Linked DNA regions of Homo sapiens: region 1 is linked to region 2. The links are chromatin contacts, found by Hi-C or POLR2A ChIA-PET in ENCODE. All regions are on one chromosome and are shown on one strand. The core of a region is the stretch at or near the end of the contact, and the rest is flanking DNA. Distances in the headings are between cores, read along the strand shown.

Evidence for each region. A loop is a pair of places that touch in the nucleus more often than their neighbours do. ChIA-PET counts read pairs that join two places held with the same protein, here RNA polymerase II (POLR2A). Pooled maps may share reads with other maps.
Region 1: a map of PC-3 shows a loop between it and region 2 (2.5-fold over the local background). The contact joins two enhancer-like sites. A Hi-C loop is called at or near these places in 14 of 168 maps with a recorded cell type or tissue (K562, PC-3, Right ventricle myocardium inferior and 9 more) and 12 of 50 pooled maps. POLR2A ChIA-PET finds 5 or more read pairs at or near these places in 2 of 52 experiments (K562 and MCF 10A).

Annotation. Positions count from the first base shown.
Region 1 is chr2:95,383,462-95,386,161 of GRCh38, forward strand. It overlaps KCNIP3 (potassium voltage-gated channel interacting protein 3), which reads left to right. Exons shown (of 9, transcript NM_013434.5): 9 at 541-2,616. The coding sequence ends at 588. Among named protein-coding and RNA genes, the nearest start is that of FAHD2A, 18 kb to the right of the region's middle. RefSeq lists an enhancer at 1,906-2,700 and a silencer at 2,240-2,534. Within about 2 kb of position 1,435, at least 5 of the 41 ENCODE cell types and tissues checked have a DNase peak (open chromatin) inside an H3K27ac peak, as active enhancers do; they include thyroid gland, where a contact is called at or near this core.
Region 2 is chr2:95,329,186-95,331,885 of GRCh38, forward strand. The region is part of intron 2 of KCNIP3 (potassium voltage-gated channel interacting protein 3); the gene reads left to right. Among named protein-coding and RNA genes, the nearest start is that of KCNIP3, 33 kb to the left of the region's middle. RefSeq lists enhancers at 1,356-1,857, 1,858-2,357. Within about 2 kb of position 1,431, at least 3 of the 41 ENCODE cell types and tissues checked have a DNase peak (open chromatin) inside an H3K27ac peak, as active enhancers do; they include thyroid gland, where a contact is called at or near this core.

The DNA of each region.
Region 1 (2,700 bases), core at 185-2,684, 54 kb after region 2:
GCCCTCTTGTCTGAGTCTCCTCCTCCCCACCCACCCCTGCAGCCCACAGCATCCCCCCACTACCCCCACACCCTCCCTCAGCCCAGTCCCTGGAGAACCTCAAGTTAGGGGCAGACATGGGGCCAGCCAGAGGGAGAGGGTCACCGTGGGGAGGCACCAGAGCTTCCGCAGTGTTGCTGCTGGCCCTTCCAGAGAGCACCTCAGGGGGCAGGATGCTGGGCCTCCAGCGCCTCTATTGCCCCACTCCCAGAGCAGTCCTGGTTAGCGCCCACCTCCTCTGGAGGCCAGCCGGGATCGCCTTCATCAGCTCATCCCAGATGGGCTTGCAGTCAGGAGTGGGGTTGAAGACAGGCTGTGCCTCACCAGCTGGGGACCTCGGACCAGCTACTTCACCTCCCTGTCCCCCAGCTCCCTGCACCCAATAAGACAGACAGACAGGCAGTCGCTGCAGGCTCCGAGTCCCTGGCGGGAATCTGCTCAAGGGGGTCGGATTTGGAGCCCACCCAGCACCTGAAGGCCTCCCTTCCTCTCTCCATGCAGGATGAGAACATCATGAGCTCCATGCAGCTGTTTGAGAATGTCATCTAGGACACGTCCAAAGGAGTGCATGGCCACAGCCACCTCCACCCCCAAGAAACCTCCATCCTGCCAGGAGCAGCCTCCAAGAAACTTTTAAAAAATAGATTTGCAAAAAGTGAACAGATTGCTACACACACACACACACACACACACACACACACACACAGCCATTCATCTGGGCTGGCAGAGGGGACAGAGTTCAGGGAGGGGCTGAGTCTGGCTAGGGGCCGAGTCCAGGAGCCCCAGCCAGCCCTTCCCAGGCCAGCGAGGCGAGGCTGCCTCTGGGTGAGTGGCTGACAGAGCAGGTCTGCAGGCCACCAGCTGCTGGATGTCACCAAGAAGGGGCTCGAGTGCCCCTGCAGGGGAGGGTCCAATCTCCGGTGTGAGCCCACCTCGTCCCGTTCTCCATTCTGCTTTCTTGCCACACAGTGGGCCGGCCCCAGGCTCCCCTGGTCTCCTCCCCGTAGCCACTCTCTGCCCACTACCTATGCTTCTAGAAAGCCCCTCACCTCAGGACCCCAGAGGGACCAGCTGGGGGGCAGGGGGGAGAGGGGGTAATGGAGGCCAAGCCTGCAGCTTTCTGGAAATTCTTCCCTGGGGGTCCCAGGATCCCCTGCTACTCCACTGACCTGGAAGAGCTGGGTACCAGGCCACCCACTGTGGGGCAAGCCTGAGTGGTGAGGGGCCACTGGGCCCCATTCTCCCTCCATGGCAGGAAGGCGGGGGATTTCAAGTTTAGGGATTGGGTCGTGGTGGAGAATCTGAGGGCACTCTCTGCCAGCTCCACAGGGTGGGATGAGCCTCTCCTTGCCCCAGTCCTGGTTCAGTGGGAATGCAGTGGGTGGGGCTGTACACACCCTCCAGCACAGACTGTTCCCTCCAAGGTCCTCTTAGGTCCCGGGAGGAACGTGGTTCAGAGACTGGCAGCCAGGGAGCCCGGGGCAGAGCTCAGAGGAGTCTGGGAAGGGGCGTGTCCCTCCTCTTCCTGTAGTGCCCCTCCCATGGCCCAGCAGCTTGGCTGAGCCCCCTCTCCTGAAGCAGTGTCGCCGTCCCTCTGCCTTGCACAAAAAGCACAAGCATTCCTTAGCAGCTCAGGCGCAGCCCTAGTGGGAGCCCAGCACACTGCTTCTCGGAGGCCAGGCCCTCCTGCTGGCTGAGGCTTGGGCCCAGTAGCCCCAATATGGTGGCCCTGGGGAAGAGGCCTTGGGGGTCTGCTCTGTGCCTGGGATCAGTGGGGCCCCAAAGCCCAGCCCGGCTGACCAACATTCAAAAGCACAAACCCTGGGGACTCTGCTTGGCTGTCCCCTCCATCTGGGGATGGAGAATGCCAGCCCAAAGCTGGAGCCAATGGTGAGGGCTGAGAGGGCTGTGGCTGGGTGGTCAGCAGAAACCCCCAGGAGGAGAGAGATGCTGCTCCCGCCTGATTGGGGCCTCACCCAGAAGGAACCCGGTCCCAGGCCGCATGGCCCCTCCAGGAACATTCCCACATAATACATTCCATCACAGCCAGCCCAGCTCCACTCAGGGCTGGCCCGGGGAGTCCCCGTGTGCCCCAAGAGGCTAGCCCCAGGGTGAGCAGGGCCCTCAGAGGAAAGGCAGTATGGCGGAGGCCATGGGGGCCCCTCGGCATTCACACACAGCCTGGCCTCCCCTGCGGAGCTGCATGGACGCCTGGCTCCAGGCTCCAGGCTGACTGGGGGCCTCTGCCTCCAGGAGGGCATCAGCTTTCCCTGGCTCAGGGATCTTCTCCCTCCCCTCACCCGCTGCCCAGCCCTCCCAGCTGGTGTCACTCTGCCTCTAAGGCCAAGGCCTCAGGAGAGCATCACCACCACACCCCTGCCGGCCTTGGCCTTGGGGCCAGACTGGCTGCACAGCCCAACCAGGAGGGGTCTGCCTCCCACGCTGGGACACAGACCGGCCGCATGTCTGCATGGCAGAAGCGTCTCCCTTGGCCACGGCCTGGGAGGGTGGTTCCTGTTCTCAGCATCCACTAATATTCAGTCCTGTATATTTTAATAAAATAAACTTGACAAAGGAGAGGGATTCCTGTTGGCTTTATCCTAGCTCTGAACTTCAGCTCAGCTCTTCCCACCCCTGCTGCCATTAGCCGTGGATCCTGCC
Region 2 (2,700 bases), core at 181-2,680:
CAGTAAGTGCCTAGTTAGTGCTGTGGCTCCCAGCGCGGGCCAAGCCTCAGAGTGGCCCTACAACCTTCTTATCCCATAGCACTCCTATGGAGAACATCCCACTTTCTAGAGTAAGCTGATCCTGTACTTCGACTAAGCCAAAGGTCTGGGGTAAGAGCAGAGGCCCATGCATCTCCCTTGATACCTGCCCTCCACCTCTGGACCACCAGGCCCCAGGCCAACAGGACTGGCATTCGCTGGGCACTGGCCACCCTGGACACTGCACTGGGCTTGCTCACATGCCCTGACATGGGCATCACTAGCCCATCCTACAGGGGGGTTAAGCAGCCTGTCTGGTGTGATCAAGCTGGTAGGGCCCCCCTGTATCTGACTCCAGACCCCGTGCCCTGAGGGCACCTGCACCGCTGGGGCTCCATCACCGCTGGTCTCACACAGTGCTGGCCTGGCTGCCGGGAGTGGGGGGACCCGGGAGCAGGCTGAAGCTGTGCCCTCTGGCTGGCCTGACGGGGGTCTGCTGGGCATGGACCCCTGCGTCAGGTTTGTGGCTGGCGTGCACGTTCCCAATTAAGCCGAGTAAATATTTACAGCCATTACGGCCATTGATCGCCTTCGATCCTGGGTGCTGCTGTGAGATGCCCCTGCTTACTCATGCTTTCTTAAAAACAGCTCTTCCCTGCGCGTCTTTAATAATTCAACTCCTAATTGTCTCCAAACGCAAACCTGAAAATGCCAACTCAGGGCCTTCGCCCCCGCTCTGGTCCCCCTCTCGTCCCCTCTGCCGGAGGCCCCTCTCCCCATTTCTGCTGCAGATCCTGGCCTCCCTGCCCTGCCTCTGACCACTTCTAGGAGGGACTCAGGACGTCCCTCACCTCCGGCCGCAGCCACCGCCAGCTGCCGCAGCAGAAGTGAGCTGGGAGTAATTGAGTTGCAGGGCTGGGGTGAGAAGAGGCAGGAGCAGGAAGGTCTGGCCGCGGCTCCCCAGGGTGCCCTGAAGTGATACTGGGCAGGGAGGGGCAGGGACCTGGGGCATCTCGAGGTGACAGGGGAGGCTGATTCTGAATGGGTCCCTGGACAGGCCTCAGCCCAGACCTCCCCTGCCAAGGGCTGGGGGTGGAGGTGAAGCCAAATCAATATTTATAGCATCTCCTGGGCACCAGGTCTCCTGGCTGGGGCTGCTCCCCAGTGGCCTCTGAGGGCCATCCCATATGGGGTGGAGTCTAGGGGACTGCGTTGTGTCCCAGCCCTGCTCTCAGGGCAGGGTGACCAGGCGCTCCCAAGAGCTCCACTACCAACTTCACTTGCCTCTCCCTCGAGGCCCAGTCCGGGTCACACATTGGTGCTAAGGGAGACTCACCCGTCCGTACCCCCCAGGGCAGCTGCCCAGTGTAAAACTCTCACAGCCAGACAAACACCACAAGGGGCGTGAGAGGACAGGCACACAGTCACTAGAACTGCAGCTGGCCTGGAGCCAGTGGCCACCGATGCAGAGGGCCCTTTCAGCCAGGGTGCCGGGGCTGTGGCTCCCAATCCCAGTTCACTGGGCTGGCACTGATCCCTCCTCTGCTCTCTGGTCTGAGAACATCCCATTGTGAAGCCGTGGGTCTCCTTGCCTCCTCTGGCAGGCAATGTCCCAGGCTCTGGGGACACAGCAGGGAACCAGACAGAATAAAAACCCCTAGAGCTTATAGGCTATAAAATGAGATTGATGAGTAAACGATATATTGCAAGGGAATAGGGCTGCAGAAATTACCTAGGACTGGGAAGAAGGGAGGGGTGCCTAGGGCAGGGCCTGCAGGGCACATGGCGTTCAAATACAGATCCGAGGGGTGAGGGAGAGTGAAAGGGAAGCTGTCCAGGCAGGCAGAGGGGCAGCAAGGGCCAGAGCTCAGGGTGAGGTGAGCTGGCAGGAGAGGCCCCTCCTGCTGATGAGGGGTGGAGGCTGAGCCCGAGGGGTAGGCGAGGGAGTGGCAGGGATTTGTGGCTGTCCAGGGTGGCAGCGGAGGCGGGAGGGAGCAGCGGTACATTTGGAGGCACTCTGAAGATGGGACCGAAAGGATTTGCAGATGTCCTGGGTGTCTGTTGCGTGAGAACGAGAGGAGTCAGGCCAAGGCTTTTGTCCTGAGCTGCTGGAAGAACCAAGCTGTTATTCACTGTGGTGGGAAAAACAGAAGCTGGCCTGGCGTGAGGGGAGGAGGGGGCTTGGTGGTAGCATTTCAAGTCTGAGACATCTAAAGAGATCCTAGCAGAGGCTTCAAGGAGGCAGGTGGGATCTGCAAGGGTTGGAAGTGGAGGGATACATTTGGGGGTCATCAGCACATAGACGGATTTGAAGCCAAAAGACCGAGCAGAAGAGGCCCAGGACTGAGCCAGTCGTGCACGCTGATGTCTAAAGGCCTCCTTGCTCCCGCTGCCTGCGCCCATCCTCAGAGCTTGGCTTGGACATTTGCAGAAGGCTGCTATTGTTTCTTCTGTTCAGAAAGACACCTATCCACATTCCAAAGAGCGCCCCACATCCTGTTCTGCCATCGGTAGCCACGAGGGCTCCCAGCTTCTTACCCGATCCAGCTGGCCAGTCACGACAGGAATACCCACTGGCCAGGGCAGGTGCCCGACCCAGGCTGGGCCAAGGAGATCCCTTCTCAGATATTTTGACAGTGGGAGGCCCTGTGACTGGGATGCAGAGGCTGTGACATGCAGGCC